Regions from separate parts of the Mus musculus genome. Here region 1 is linked to region 2. A link is a loop called in an ENCODE intact Hi-C map of the cell type or tissue named here. Cell type or tissue: left cerebral cortex. All regions are shown on one strand.

What was found. Hi-C counts contacts between places; a loop is a spot of excess contacts. Peaks named below come from ENCODE experiments on the same cell type or tissue, not always from the same donor. Only the 100,000 strongest peaks of a DNase experiment are listed, where the experiment ranks them.
Region 1: a loop joins it to region 2, with 4 times the contacts of the local background. A loop is called at or near these places in 14 of 42 quality-filtered maps.

The regions. Positions count from the first base shown.
Region 1 is chr5:68,127,621-68,135,620 of GRCm38, forward strand. All of the region lies in intron 2 of Grxcr1 (glutaredoxin, cysteine rich 1), which reads left to right. Among named protein-coding and RNA genes, the nearest start is that of Grxcr1, 100 kb to the left of the region's middle. In left cerebral cortex, a CTCF peak has its summit at 969; a DNase peak (open chromatin) is centred at 999.
Region 2 is chr5:69,513,406-69,521,405 of GRCm38, forward strand. Yipf7 (Yip1 domain family, member 7) reads right to left here. Exons shown (of 6, transcript NM_023784.5): 4 at 7,620-7,765; 5 at 5,788-5,969; 6 at 3,265-3,793. The coding sequence ends at 3,631. Among named protein-coding and RNA genes, the nearest start is that of Yipf7, 25 kb to the right of the region's middle. In left cerebral cortex, a CTCF peak has its summit at 7,718 (motif pointing left); a DNase peak (open chromatin) is centred at 7,689.

The DNA.
Region 1 (8,000 bases), 1.4 Mb before region 2:
TAAATAAAGTTTCATCCTTACTGTCATTCCATCTGGGAGTGAATGAGTTGCTTGTGTGCCTGTGTGTGGGCATGCCTGTGTTTACAAATGTATGAATGTGTGCGTGTGAAGGCCAGATGTCAATGTTGGATGTCATTCCTTAGCCACTGTCCATCTTTAAGAAAGGGTCTCTCCTTTACCTGAAAATCACAAAGTAGGCTGGGTTGACTAGTAATCAATGCCCAGGAATCTGCCTCTGTTGTACTATTGTTTGTACACACACACACACACACACACACACACACACACACATCCCTCTGGGTTTGTTTTTATAGTTTAAGGGATCCCACAAGGAGATGGCATGTGAGGGAATCACAGCATAGCTCTGTGGGCTATGGCTCAAGGGTTCATGGGTTCATAAGTCTTGGGTTCATGGCTTCTCAGTGTTCTTCTTGTTGTGTTTTTATGCAGAAGGCTAATCCTGCATTTGCACTTTCCAAGTGATTTCTCAGTCTTTCACTCATAATCTTCCCCATCTTATGAACTTTATGAACATCTGTGCCATATACATAAAAATATTGCAGTGTTTTATTTAGTCCTTCCTACCTAGCATCATGTTTCTTCATCCAAGGCAAAAACAGTACCAATGATTCCTCATTGTCAGACATTAATATTTCAAGCTATGGTTCACTTCATAGATAATTCTGGATATAAAATATTGCTGCTGTGGAATTGTGTTCTCAGAACAACACAGAACAGATAAGAACACAAAAGCTGTTCAGCAATGCATTTCAAAGTCTCTGCTTTGGACAATTTTCACAAGATAATTTTGTTATAATTGTAAACATATTTTTACATATATGTTTTCAAATGTAGAGATGGTTCATTTAAGGTGCTTCTTTTGTTTAGAGAGAAAAGAAAGGCTGAGTAATTTTTCTTTCTATTGTTTTAGACTTTGCCAGAAAAAGTTATCATCACTACTAACCATTGACCACTAGGCAGCGCTAGGTTCCCATCGTTGCTCAGGAAAACCATGCATGGGGCAGACAGCTGAGCATTGGGGAAAAGCCACAGGTTGTATGAGTCTTGTTAAACCGAGAGTGCATTAGAACCTGAATGAGAATTCATAGTATAGGTATGCTGCTCTTCGCATTAATAAAATGAATTAGTAAATCAGGCAATGACACTTCAAATGTTTGATGATCTTTCTCATTTAAGGAGAGGAAGAACAATTATACCTCTGATAATTTAATCAATTAAACAGAACATCATCTTTGAAGAATTAGAAGAGTTGTCGATAGGATTATAAGATCAAGAATTTTACAACCATATCATGACAAAATTTTATTGACTGTGAGGACCCTGAGTTGCTTCAAAGCAAACTATGGTACTGGGGAGTGATGCAGACAAAGGCTTTAACTGGTACCTCCAGCCTAAAGCAGATGCAGACGCCTGAACTATGAAACTGCTCAGGCCTTTAGATTTCTTTATCATGCTGCTTTATCCAAGAGAAATTTTTTAATAAGTCAAGAGTATATAGTTTTTGTTGTTGTTTGTTTGATTTTGCTTTTTGCCTAATGTTTGTTGCATTCAAAGTATGCAGGTAAATCACACATTTAAAATTATGTTTTTAAGGATGAAATTTAGGGGTCAAAATGATTTCCTTAGAGGAAAAATTACTAAGAAAGAGAAGTAGAAAATTTGGTGAATAAATCTTGATTTAGATGGAGCACCATAGAAACCCATTACTTACATAGAGTTATAGTCCTCTGTCCTCATGACTTGCGGTTTGCCCTGCTGTGGCTAATCCTGTCTGATTAAAAGTACACATTATGGCAGGGTAGAAATAGCTTTGGTTACAAAATGACAGGGAACAAAGCAAAGCCATAAATTTCAACATCCAGTGTGATTTTATGACCTTAATAAGTCATCTTTAACTTTGACTTAAAGTTGCTTGGAGAATAAATCATCCTAGATTTTCTAACTTGTGTTTTTAATGTGTGGGAAGAAATTTTGATGTATAAATATTCTGTGCATTTTGAAGATGTACTATATAATTCTAGTAAGCCTATAGATTTGTGTGTGTGTGTGTGTGTGTGTGTGTGTGTGTGATCAAGTTTTATTTTTTTGTCCCAAAATTGTAGTCAAATAATCCTTTCCTTGTGAATTTATAAAGCAAACTCAGAAATACTGCATGTAGATTTATTATAGAGAGCTAGCATCCTTAATTATGATGTTATAAAGATGACTCTGTGATATATGTACACAATTGCAATTACCAAAGTTGCCAAAATAATATGTTGCTTGTATAAAAGTATAATCGTCAGTAAATACCACAAATTTTAAGCCAGTGCATTAGTGGACTGTCAGTAGATTACAATGTGGATATATAGGCTTGCATCTCTGCCTTACCATAATATGAACATCTTTCGTCACAATCTCTTAAATCATAAGTGTGTTATGTCTTCCTGAATGTTGTTTATATCTCTTCCTTTACCTTAATCCTACACAGATTAACTTAGACTCCTGTTGTGGGTAGCCAGTTTTTTGTCTCAACTGTCTTGTATGTCATTTATACCTTAAATGATATGCATGTACAAGCACTCTATATTAACAGGAAATGATCATCCATAGGTCCAGTGCCTTTTATGTAGATAATGTCATGTAATAGACTTAAATTATATTTATTCTTCTTTTCTGCCATTTATGAGAAATTTAAAATATTTGAAGTTTACTTCATACACAAAACAGGTTGGCAAATTCTGATTTTGTTGGGCCTAAATCATATATACTCACACAGGTTGTGCCCTGACTTGCCCAGTCTGGCATGGCCACATAAGGGACAGTATGACATGGTTTCTTGTCCCTGGAACAGAGACAGCAGGGTGTGGGCCCCCACAATGTTGTTGGTTGCTGTGGTGTAAGGCTTGTCTGTGTAACAGTGTCTGTATTTTGTTCATGTTCCTCCAAGTATGACCTCTCTGGCGAGGTTAATAACTCTGTGATAATCAGAGATCGGGGAGGTGAGAGCATGTCTATGTCTCAGCAAAATGGTGGCATACTGTGACCTTCAGGATAGCCCTTAAGGCTGTGAGAAGGAATGCTGAAAACATGAGTTCAAAAATATTCAATTTCTCAACTGTGCAAAATATAAGGATGCAATATGAATTGTATAAGGGGCTTCACAGATTTGAAGGAACATAGGCAGCTGCACTATGAGCCACCTTGTCATAAAGATATAAAACCATGCACATTTAAATGCAGGCAGGTTCCTGAGTTCAAGGTCAGCCTGTGCATTCTGAGTCTGGGACTTGCTCAAAAGATGTGGCAGCCCCTCTCAGGCTTCAGTAGCTCCTAGAAGAAACAACGTGATCGTAAGGAGGCTGGATGTGCATCTGTGACCTTTCTATCATTCTATACCTTATTTTTTGAGACAGGGTCTTTAACTTAGCCTAGCACTTACAAATTGGCTAGATCTGCTAGCCAGTGAGTTCTGGAGATCTGTTTCATTCAACTCTGCCAACACTAAGGTAAGAAGTGTATAATACTACTTTGCTTTTTTGTTATGGAGCAAAAGTAGGTTTATTAATGAACAGTCACGTTGAAGGGATTCCAGGAGACTCATACCCATGTGCACCTTCTTCCTGTAGTTCTGGGGACCTAATCTTAGTTCTTTAGTCATTATGACACCAGGACCTCACCAAGTAGAGATTTCCCCCATTATCCCAAACTCTCATTTTAAAGTAGAAGAGGTTAACAGATATTTTAGAGCTCGCATTTACTTAATATGCTGTAACAGGTACCCTGGCGAATATTTTTCACACAAGAACTTACTGGGTCCTGAAGTGGATATTTCTGGTTTCTTTGGAGAAACTACACACACACACACACACACACACACACACACACACACACACATTACCTGCCTAGGAATGGTGATGCTCACAGTGGGCTAATTCCTCCTTATCAATTAGCAATCATGGTACACCTCACAGACATGCCAACTGTATTAGAGTTTTCTAGAGTCACAGAACTTATATAATGTCTCTCTATATTAGGGGAATTTATTGTAATGATTTACAGTTTGCAGTTCAACTAACCCAACAATTGATAGCTGTGAGTGGGAAGTTCAAAACCTAGTCATTGCTTGGTCCCACAGGCTAGTTGTTTCATCAGGTCTTCCATAGAAGTAGGTCCCAACAGATGTGCTGGCAAGTCAGTGCAAGTAGTCTTCCTTCTTCCAGTGTCTTTATGTCTTTATGTTTTTATGTAGGACTCCAACAGAAAGTATGGCCCAGATTAAAGGTATGTACCACTCCTGGATCTAGAACTTGCTTTGTGTCCTAGACTGACCTTGAAATCAGAGATCTGCTTGCCTCAGTCTCCTGGAATTAACATCTTCTACTTTGCCTGGGTCCAAGCTTTTCATGGCCACTATGCCTCAAGATCTCCATGTCAAGATCTGGGCACAGAAGCCTGTGTCTTCCAACCTCAAGAACTGGATAACAGGTTGCTGCAGACCCTCTGGGTCCCTTTTGTCTGCGTGGACAGGTCTCTGGGTGCAGATGGGCAAGGAGTCGGCGGGAATGACAGACAGATGCACACAGGAAATTGTGTAGAATCTGAATGTAATGTTACAAAGTGAACACCAGTCTTATATAGCTCAGAAAATAAAAGGGGTAGGAAGTCACAGCGGGCAAAGTACATTGAAGTTACCTGACACCAAACAAAGGAATGACTACAAAGGGACTTACAGGAACCAGGTAAATGTTTACAGTAAAGATAAAGCAGTCCTGCCTAGGGTCAGCTTAATGACAGGTAGGATTTCACACCCTTAGTCAGAATTTTGGCTACTCCTTTGAGCCTTGTGATGGCTAGCACTAGGGGGTTCTGCTCTTAGCAGATCTTCTCATGAATAATGCAATACCACAACCCCCCTATTTCCTAGACCTTGATAAATTCTTATATCTTGGCTGTTCTTTTAAGTATCTGGAGAATCTCCATTTGTCAGAAGAATTCACCAACTTGCTTCTAATATGCAATGTAACCTGTACTGAAGATTTCTATCTCAGTGGGATTCCCTAGCTCTTTCATGGTATTCCCTTGTTTGAGATTGGCTACTATACTTAGTCAACACTCTGCAGACCAGCCCTGAGCTGCTGTCTCCATCTTTTGTATTGCTTAATTAGTTTCACTGTCTCTACCAAGCTCCTCGGCTTCAAGCATTTTCTAGGACTTTGGAACACTGGCGAAGGCTTAGCTTTGTCAGAATTCAATCTTAAAAGGCACTTATAATAAAATAGTACTAAAAGAGAGCATGTGGATCCATACACTAGACTAACGCAGGGATAGGGTGTGAGTATACGGGTTATGAGAATGCCAAAGCTCCAGGAGGTGAGTTCCTTTTGAAACTCTATGCCTCGTGAGTGCTCCCAGGCTTCTCAGCCTGTCAAGCAGACTTCACTGGAGTGTGCTTGGCAACAGGTGTGCTTTCCATTTCTGAATTGTTGCTCATTCCAGATGTAGTCATGTTGACAACCAGGAATAGCCATCATACCAAACAAAGAGACTGAACTAGGCAATTTCTAGCCTTTCAGAGTATGCTAGGCTGTACCATGTTGACAGCTAATCATTAACTAAAACATATGAGTTCTGGAAATCCACTGTGTTTGTCATACTTGCATATGAAGCACTTAACAACTGAGCAATCTTTCCAACCCCCTCATTTTTCTTTTCTAATCTTCTCCATTTTGATGACTTTATATCAAAACATTGAATTTTCTCAATTTAGCACTCTTTAATGTGTTTGTGATGTGGTCTTTAAAAATCATAATTTCCGTATCTGCCCTTTTCATATACACTGAAGTAGTCTTCACACTCTACCCAGTTATGTCCAAAGAGCACATTGTTATATAAATAAAAATGCAGAGATTGACAGAGTAGAAGTTCCAGGACAAGTTTACATTTATATTAAGAATGGAATCTCTTTTTTAAATTTACATACCAAACACTGCCTCCCCTGTCCCCCCATCTGGTAGAACTCCATCCATCCCTGCTACCCTTATCTCCCCTAGGTATCCCCCAACCCTGGTGCACCAAATCTCTTCAAGATTAGGAGTAACCCTACAGAATCTCTTTATATATGGAGAAACCATGGAGAAATGAAGAGAAGTTGTTTGTTGCTATTGTTTTGTTGTTCTTTTACAAAGTACATCCAGTAAAAAGAAGCATAGTTTAGATCTTGGGCTAGGATTACAGGCTCTGGCTAAGAAAATCCCAACCCACAAAACTGGAGCCCTTTTCTGTTAACCTTCCTCAGACTATATACTCGATGACCTCCCCAAAATGTAGGCTGTGTGTCTTAGGGCATACTTTCATATAAATGGCTGGGAGAGGGACTAGAATCTCTGTGGCTCAACTGACCCATCTTTCTGTGAGGGAATATCAAGCACTTGGTGATGCGCTCTTGCAAACAGTGCAGCTGACTTCATGAATATAGTGGCTGTTTTACTCAAAGGACTATGCTCTGCATGCTAGCCTTTGAGATCCCAGTTGCAAACCTAGTGTGAAATATTTATTGCCCTTATAAAAGGTGATGGACCCTGTAGGCTTAGACTTTTCAAAACCAACTTTAATAAGGGTTCTTAAATGGTTCAACCTCCCCTCTTGCCCACCTGTCAGAGGCAGGGAAAAAAAAACGTTAATAGGAAACAGATTGTGGACCTGTTTAGAAGTAGTTCTACTTTCTTATTTTTTTTTTTGTTTTTGTTTTATGTATGGTCATCTTTGTTTTCTTTTTATTATTGGATTTTCCTTGGGGGGTGGGGAGGTAAAGCTCATCACATCTTAGTGATCTGAATGATCTCAAACTTTGTTTGTAAACTTCTTCCTCTCTTCCTCCCCAACTCATATTTATAACACACAAAAATATTCCTGTCACTTATTTCATTTGTGTGTGGGGGGGAGAAAGATGGAGAGGAAGAGGGAGATAGGAAGGGAGGGAGGGAGAGAGAGAGAGAGAGAGAGAGAGAGAGAGAGAGAGAGAGAGAGAGAAAGAATAGATTTATTTTATCAAGGTGGAGTCTCCTGTAGCCCAGGCTAGACTTGAACTTGTTATGTCACTGAGGATGATCCTCCTGCCTCCACCTTGACTGCAGGGACTACAGGCACGTGCCAAGCCCCTCAGCCAAGCTGGCTGTAATTTGAGATTTTTTCATTGTTGGAAAGAATGCAGCTTAAAATGCTAAATTTGAGTATCAGTGGCATTTACATGGTGAGGAAAGGTAATTGAATTACGTGCCATTTTCTTGAAGGTGAACTGATTTCATCTGAACTCGTAAAAAAATACAAATCCTTACCAGACATGGTGGTCTACACCTATAATCCCAGGTGCTCTGCAGGTGGAGACAGAGCCATCTTGAATCTGACACCATGTTGGTTTGTTTTATTAAGATGCTGTCTTAAAAACAAGAAAGCACTGATGGTGTTCTTCAGTTGCAGTATGATTATATGGCATGCTCAAGTTCTGGATTTGATCATTAGTATTGACAAGGGGGTTTGCAGTGGGGTTGTGGCATGTCTTAAGGGTACATATGTTTTACAGGCAACTATGAAATGGGTTGCTTATAATTTCTGGACAACTTGTATTATCTGCCTTGTATTTCAGTTGAATGCTTTAGATGCTAAACTAGATGCACAAGGGTTAGGCTTTTTTACCTGCTCCCAGTCCCTATGGATACAGACTATAATCCTAGACATAAAGAGACCATATTGAAGCTTGTGGTTTGTGTTGCATGTTATTTCCACTTCCAGGGCCTTTCCCAAGATCTTTAATTTCTGACACCTAGAGGTTGCATTGGCCTTCAAAAGACTCATTGGCTGCAGTTCAGCATTTGTAGTGTATCATTTAGTTTTACTTCTGTGCTCTTTTTTTGTTTTTGTTGTTTGTTTGTTTTAGAGGTGTTCAATGTTAAGCAATATAAATTATTAATGTTTAATCATCTTTGACAATTCCATATTGT
Region 2 (8,000 bases):
ACAACAAGTATGCAGGGGCTGGACCTAGGCCTCCCCACACAAACGAGCAGATGTGCAGCTTGGTCTTTGTATGGGTTCCCTAACAACTGAGGTGGAGGCTCTCTCTGACTCTGTTGCCTGCTTTTGGAGCCCCTTCTACCAGACTGGACTGTTTGGTCAGAGGGAGAGGCTAGGCTTAGTCTTGTTGGAGATAGATGTCCCAAGATAGGTTGGTACCCAAGCAAGGATTCCCCTTTTCAGAGGCGAAGGAGAGGGGTTATTGAAGGAAGGATCTGTAAGGGTGGGACTAGGAGGAGCAGAAGTAGGGCTTGCAATCGAGATGTAAAGCGAATAAACGAATAATGAAGCTAAAAATCAAAACCAAAAATCAAAAGAAAACTCAACACTTAATTAACTTGTCTACTAATGGATTATTAAACAAACGGCAACAATTCAACTCCTCCGCCATCCTGACTTCCTTTCCACAGGCTTGCATGTGAGCATGCTCATACTTTAGTAATTATCCTGCTTGTTTGCTTACTGTTTATTTGCTTTTCTTGTCTAGTCTTCCCACACTCACCGCTCAGCTTCAGTTGTCTTATTTATCATAGGTATTAATTTCCAATCACTGTGTCAATCTTTCCCTTATTCATTCATTCATTCATTCATTCATTCACCCCATAAATAGAAATAGAAAATTTCAAAGAGCAACGAAAAGTAGTTTTAAAAAACAGAAACAGAAATAAACTTCCAGGAATATTGTTTCTGGGATAAGGAGTTTGGCTTCAACATTTTTATCTTCTGGATGAGGAGAGAGAGCATAGAAGTAAAGAAATGGAGGTATATGAGATTAAACCACTTTAATTACCCTAGTGTGCAACAGAGGAGAGTTAATAGGGTGAGGCTGAGTGGAATGTGTGTTAGTAGAAGAACAACAATGTACAGTCTCAGATGAGGAAGTGGCATGAATACAGAGCTGGATCATATGTAATGTCTGACAGAAGCAAGCCGCAGGTAAACCGAGTAAATATGAGGCTTCAGAGGCGATAAACTGTGTAGTGTGAGAGCAAAAGTGAGAACAGTGAAGAGGGAACTGAAGAGCAGGTGTGACGTTAAGAAGGCAAAGCATGTCACAAGGCCAGGTCATGCCGGCAAGCGCTTTAAAAATTTACTGTGCATCTAATTCATCTGGGATCTTGTTAAAATGCAAACTCAGATTCAGAAGTTCTGGGGCTGGGCCAGAGATTTACAACTCTTAACGGGATTCCAGAGAATGCTATCTGTTATTCCAAGGGCCGGACTTTGACTAGAAAGCATGTGGGTTGTGAAAAAGAGGTTGGGGGAGGGGGGGCTGTAAGTACAAATGAATGTCATAAAAGGGCCTTGGGTTGGCCTGACCATAAATAAATATACATATTCAAAGGCTCTAACATCCTATGTGTATAAAGAAACCTGCTGCAGAGAATGCATAAGGGAAAGAATCAGCGAGTAGACCATTTCCTTTAGCCAGCAGTTCCATGCTGGCTGGGAAAGAGCTTGTGTCAGTCACTTTTTGTAACTTTGGTAAGAGAGCTGAGCAAACAACTTTAGAAAAGAAAAACTTGTTTTGGACTCAAAGTTTGCCCCATCAATTCTATGCCTATGTGGGGTAAGACACAAAGAAAGTCCTAGTGAGGAATATGTGGCAGAGCAGAGAAGTTCACTCCAAACTGACAAACAGGGGGCACAGATTAGAAACATCATTTAAAGGCAAAACCTCTGTGATCTTCTTCTTCCAAGCTGGCCCAATCTCCTGCTTTCTATCTCCTCCCAGCGACATCATCGGATTAAGAATTCACCGATGCATCCGTTCATTGATTATGTCCCTGACCTCATGATCCAATCATGTCTCACTGAAAGTGCAGTCTGAGAAGGAAGCCTGACGCACAAAAGACCTTTGAAGAAACACTTGGTATCCTATCCAAAGAGCTCTTGAGAGACTGTCACATTTAAAACGTATTTTCAGGATAGGCTAAATCAAATATTGCACAAGATGTTGGTGAAAACCAAAAGTGATCAAGACTCCACTTACCACAAAAGTAAAAAGATTCTAAAGAAAAATGAGGAAGGCAGGATAGAAATCAAGGGATTATGAGCTTATCATATCACATAACATATAGGAGATATCATGTGAAAAATCAAATGTAGATATTAAGTGTAAATTGTATAGATACCAGGAGTTCAAGGAAGTCAATACAGATGGAATCTTGGAGTCACTATATTTGAAAGCCATTTAACTGAATTATCACAGGTAATAACTTAATATTAGATTTATGATTTAAAGGTAGAAGAAAGACAAGCCAAGGGGAGAGGGCTAAGAGAATTGGCTATTGGAAATCCATGTGAAAGATATAGGATGAAGTACAACACTAAGCCAGAAACTGGCAAAAAGACCAAGCCAATACCACTTACCAAATGAGATGAAATTGAAAAATACTTGGATGTAGTGTGGCATGTCATAACCCATTTGACAAAGGTTGTCATGGTAACAGGATGAAACTTCCTGCCCAGATGACCAGGAAGAGTAAAAAAATAATAAGGTAGATTCAGATATAAGGCAACCCTTTCAAAAGTTTTTTTTTCTATACAGTAGGCTAGAGAAATAGGTCACACGTGAAATTTTTGAGTTAGGGGGCAGTAGATAATGTTCATGTGCTTTTGAGAATGAAGGTTGAGGGAAGAGAGATGTGGAGAGAAGAAGGCGATAACAGGGAAACAAAGTAGACATCAGTAGAATCTCTCGTACGGTGGGAAGATGCAGTAGTGATCTACATGCTTATGGCTTTCATGAAAATAGGACCAAAATAACAGATACGGGAGGAAGAAAGATTAGAGACTTGAGCAGTAAAGCATTGGTGTTATTTGGTCATCTGAGTAGGAAAACAAATTTCAAACCAAAATGTAGTATAAGGATTAAAGGGCAGTGCTGAGAACTATTTCAAAAACTTCAATAGCATTAATACAAAATGGGTGGAATTTTCTGTAGGTACATTTATCTATTTAGAGAGAATATAGCAAAATTACTTAGGATATATGCAAGGGAGAGATGTAGTAATAGACCCTAGCATTTAGATCAGATGAGAGGGAAGTGAGAATCTGAAAATGTGTTGAGCCAATACATTATCTAAATGACACCGAATAACAGCTGTTAAGGTAAATTAAGGGATTTCTTTGACTCCGGATAGATAAAACCTCTGAACTCTCCAAAGGTGCCAAACTGTAACTTTTAACCACATACAGAGTTATGAAAGTTTTTGAAAAATATTTATTATAGAGTTAATAAATGTTAAGCATAAGATGGTATTTTGCTTACAATTTCTCAGAAGCATGTCTATTGAGAAAAACAGCATTCATCAGCACCAAGACTGTATCTCTTAATATTTCAAAACATTTTAACTGTTTTAATGCTCCAGGCTAAAAAAAAATCAAAACATCATCCCCACCAACAGGCTAGTAGAGAACTATCATTGAGCACTGTCTTGTCTCTCTGCTTAATATTCTCGCAACAGAAATAACACGGAAGTTATCTCACAGGATTTGAATGGAAATGCACTTCCAGAAAAATCTGAAGAGCCAACAGGTAGGATCTTGCAAAGTCACTTCAAGCAGTCTTTAGAAAACGGTCAGAAGGGCAAAGAGTCCATAAAGTAAGGCACAGGGGTAAGCGACAAGAAGCTGCTGTCCTTCCATGGCCAAGGCCGAAATGAAGATCTTAGAAGCTGAGAGACTGCACCAGGTAATGATGAGCAGGGCTGACATGGTTCCTATGGTACCCCTGTAGGAGAGACAAAGATGACAGATGCCTTATGCCTGAAGGGTGGGGGGAGGGGGCTGAATCAGAACTACCTGTGAAGTGCAGGTGGTGCATCTGTTCAGAGCATCAGTCTCCATTTGCAAAGGAGATTGACTACCTGAAGGAGCTTACAGGGCCTCAGGCAGCCAGAAAATATTTTATTCAAATCTGCTGTTCAGGACTGATCTTTTTACACTTTGGTAAATCTAGAATAAGCAAAAGCAGAAGTCGTGGTAATCATCAGTCTCATTTATTGACATTTCCTATTTTATTCCTGTTTCATGTAATGTATTTCTGAGTTTTGTGTATTGTGACTTTGGATTTTAACAAAGTCTAGTGGCTAAACATTTCATTGGTAGCTCTAGCTGGATGTGGTGGCCGCTAACAACGTTGGAGGCAGAACCTAGAGGGAAGAAGTTTGGCCCACCAACCCCTGCAACTTGTTCTCTTTCCTCCAGGCTGAGCAGCTGTCTCTTCCATCACACTTTCCTTATCACCATATCGACCTCTCCACAGAAGAAATTTAGCAAGCCTGTTCTAAACTGAGAGCCAAAACAAATATCTCCTCTTTAAACATGACTTTCTCAAGTACTTCATAACGCTTGTGAGATGCTCACACTCAATTTCCTTTATGATTTCAGGATGAAAAAAAAATGTCTAAACATGTAGTGGTTTTCCAAATCTAATTTACATGAACAGTCTTCTCTTTGTCCCTAGCACCCAAATCATTTAAGATGCTCTAAATACCGAAGACACTGAAAATACTCTTACCAAAAAAGATGGTACACCACAGTGTTATTATTTTGCAAAATCAATCAGACAAAGTTGTCAAACTTCTGTATAGAGCACAGCTCTGTAAGCAGAGCAACCTGCTAGAGCAAACAGTTATACAAAATGCAGTATCTGTCTGTGGCTAGAACTGAGTAAGCATAACTGGTTCTATCTATGCATTCACATTGTCCATTTCCTGTCATATTCTTTTGTTAAATCTGAGTACTCACTGATAAAGCAGTGTTTGGTTCCAGTAATTCTCAAGAGTGTTATAATAAAAAAAGGAGGCCATATCAAGCAAAATGAGCATGTTTAAATCACTCTCAGTAATTTCATAAAGATAACTATTTGGGATAGCAAGAATATCATACGTTTTTGCTTCTTTAACCATATTGTCTTCGAACGAATAGGCTCTCATACGACAATATCCCTTCCAGTGTAGCATTAACAACCTATGTCCTGCATCATCCCAGAAGAAAGCGCAAATTACATCTCCTTTGGCCATGAAAGAATGAGCACAAGGGTAAGGGTTTATTTCTACATGTTTTGTGGACAAGCAGGTAACTTCGAGTTTGTTGCTTGCCATCACTGAGTGCTAGCATTATGCAAGAGCCTTGGGAAAGTGCTGTGGGAAACACCTCTAAGTATCCTTATGGATAGTTTAGAATTGCAAATGCCAGCTGCCTAAATGAAGAAAGAAAAGGCAAAACTTGTATTGACTGAGCCTGTATGCTGTTAAGTTCTCCAGAATTAATATCCTCATCAGGGTTCCTGTGAGTCCTCTGCTGTGAGGAGCCCAGCTGAGAAATAGCAGTTCTTTCTAGCCCAGAAGGCAGATGCCTGGGCACTGAAGTAATTTGTCAGAATTCAGCAGGCATTTACTCTTCCAAAATCAAATAAGTGAATTTCCTTCAGTTGTTATATTACCCATGCCAATAGTTTATATTGAAGAATGTGACAACTTAAAGGTACAAGTTTTAAATATTACATGGTTGGATTTATTTTTTAAACTAGTTAAATAGGAGCAGCTCCCCAGCCAAATTGACCTACTTTCCCACCCCCACCCCCGAATATATGTGTAGCTTTTAATAAGCATAATCCTTCCATTTCCATTGACAAAATGTTAAGAAACCTTCCTGATTTTCCTGGTCTGGCAGGCATGGACAAAGATTGTGCATGCGGGATCATTTAGCACAGACACTTACTGCAGTGAAAAGAAGACTGCACAGCTGGACAAGAGGACCATGGGGAGCAAGCAGTATCCCAGCACACTGGCCACACAGCCATATGACACCCCGGAGTTGCTCATCAAGTTCAGTAAGGCGTGAATCCCAAGGCAGCCAATGGCACTCATGCCGTATACATAACCAAACTGGGCTTTTCCAGCCTGAAGCAACGCAAAGAAAAAAATTAGAAATCAAAACATTTGAAAGTGTACTAGATGCTACTGAATATCATAGTAGATACATCACCAGGTCACTGAGGATTCTGGTTAAAGTATAAAAAACCCACCGCCTATAACAAGAATTATAATCTCCAAAATAAACACCTTGATAACATGTATCTATTACATATAATTAAATTATATATGTGTATTTATATACATATATACAATTTGGGACAGGCTAGTCATGCTACAAAAATAGGAAGTATTGCCAGTGTAGCTTTTTAAACCAAGCATTACCTATAGAGTGTGACAGGAGTGAAACTCTTTTTGCCCCATATTTACTGCATAGCTGAATGATTGATGAGAAGAATAAAACATCTACTACAGTCTTAGAAATTTACAGTTAGTATCACTAATAATGTTATTTTAAGAGTTTGTTTCAAATGCTAAGAAAGGTTTAATATTGAAATGGAAAATAAGGTGTCTGGGTTTTTACCTCAAATGTCTAAACCCTACCTAGACAATTGATTTTTATTAGTTCATCTTGATCTAAAATGCTTAGTGTTCTTCGATTCAAATGCTAACCAAAGCTCCCTGTAGTTCAGAGGATCAAGTTCCAGACCTCGTAGACTTTGAGTACCAGCTCTACCACTGACCTACATTCCAGTCTTCTTTTATGAGACGGGATCTTGTTAAATAGTTCGGTCTGGTCAGATGCGTGTACTTTATATGCCCATCTCCTCAGGGTTGGAATGACAGGCAAGAGAAGGTACTTAAATAACTCCTACTAGCTTTATGCATCCAAGAGTGATCTTGATGATGACACTAGCACCACTGTCCTTTAAGAGATGGTATTCGTAACATATTCCACAGAGAAACAAACAGTTGTTATATTACAAATGACTTGCAAGAGAAAGATGGGTTAATATACTATATTGATTGTTTCTGACTATTTGATTAATTGCCATGGCCTTACATAGTAGCTGAATCAAGACTAACACATTACTGTAAAAAAGAGAAGGGAGCCCTGAGAATAAGTGGGCACTCTGGTTGACAGGGTTTGAGTTAGACAGTGTTGGCGTTTTATTTGTGCTAAAAGGAGGGAGCTTGTTATCGCTGGCTGTTATATAGGAGGAAAAGAATGTGATCACTGGTCACTCCGAAACTAGATTGCATTCAGTACCCTGACTGGGTAGTATTTTAAATTTAACAAAGGGTAAGAAATCACGTATGTAGTCACACATACTTTTTAAACCACATTTGAAATATATAGCTGCATTAGAAGAAACTACTTGTGTGTGTGTGTGTGTGTGTGTGTGTGTGTGTGTGTGTATAGGGGTCTTCATGTGTGTATGCATTTGTATGTACATATTCATGTATGTGTGCTGAGAGAGGCTGTTTAACTGAGCCTACCTTCTGTATCTAACCATGGAATGGCTGGACTGCTGACTAGGAAGCACCATGGTTCCGAGTACTGGCGTTATTGTCATGTATCTCTATACCTATTTGTTAATGTGATGGGATACAAGGTCATATCCTAAGGCATGAGAAAAAGCAAATTTCTTCTGTTTTTTTTTTTCTAGAGATCTCTTCAAAAGTAGCACTCATAAAGACAAGTCAAGAAATGTCAGTTTGGCTGTCGGAAGATACCATAAGCAATGTGGCTCCCAGAGCCACACAGAAAAGGATGGGTCCTGTGAGATCCGTTTCATTCATGATGCTGCCATCTGCTGGCTTCATTGGGTTTAGCACCGTCAAGGTTTTCTGCCATATGTGATCAAAATTAATTCCAAGTTCTGCGAAAAAATAAATAAAAAGTCAAAGGTACATATAGGAAACAAAGAGTTATATTCCTTCACGGATAGTATATCTATTTTTTCATGGTATCCTAAGAGAATTTACCTAGTTGTTTTCATAATCTAAAGTGTGAGGTATAGTAAGCAAACAATACACTCAAATACTTTAAATTAAAAAAAAAAAATCTGTTAGGAAAATTTTCATCGGGCACATGTAGTAAAATTTTAATTCTAG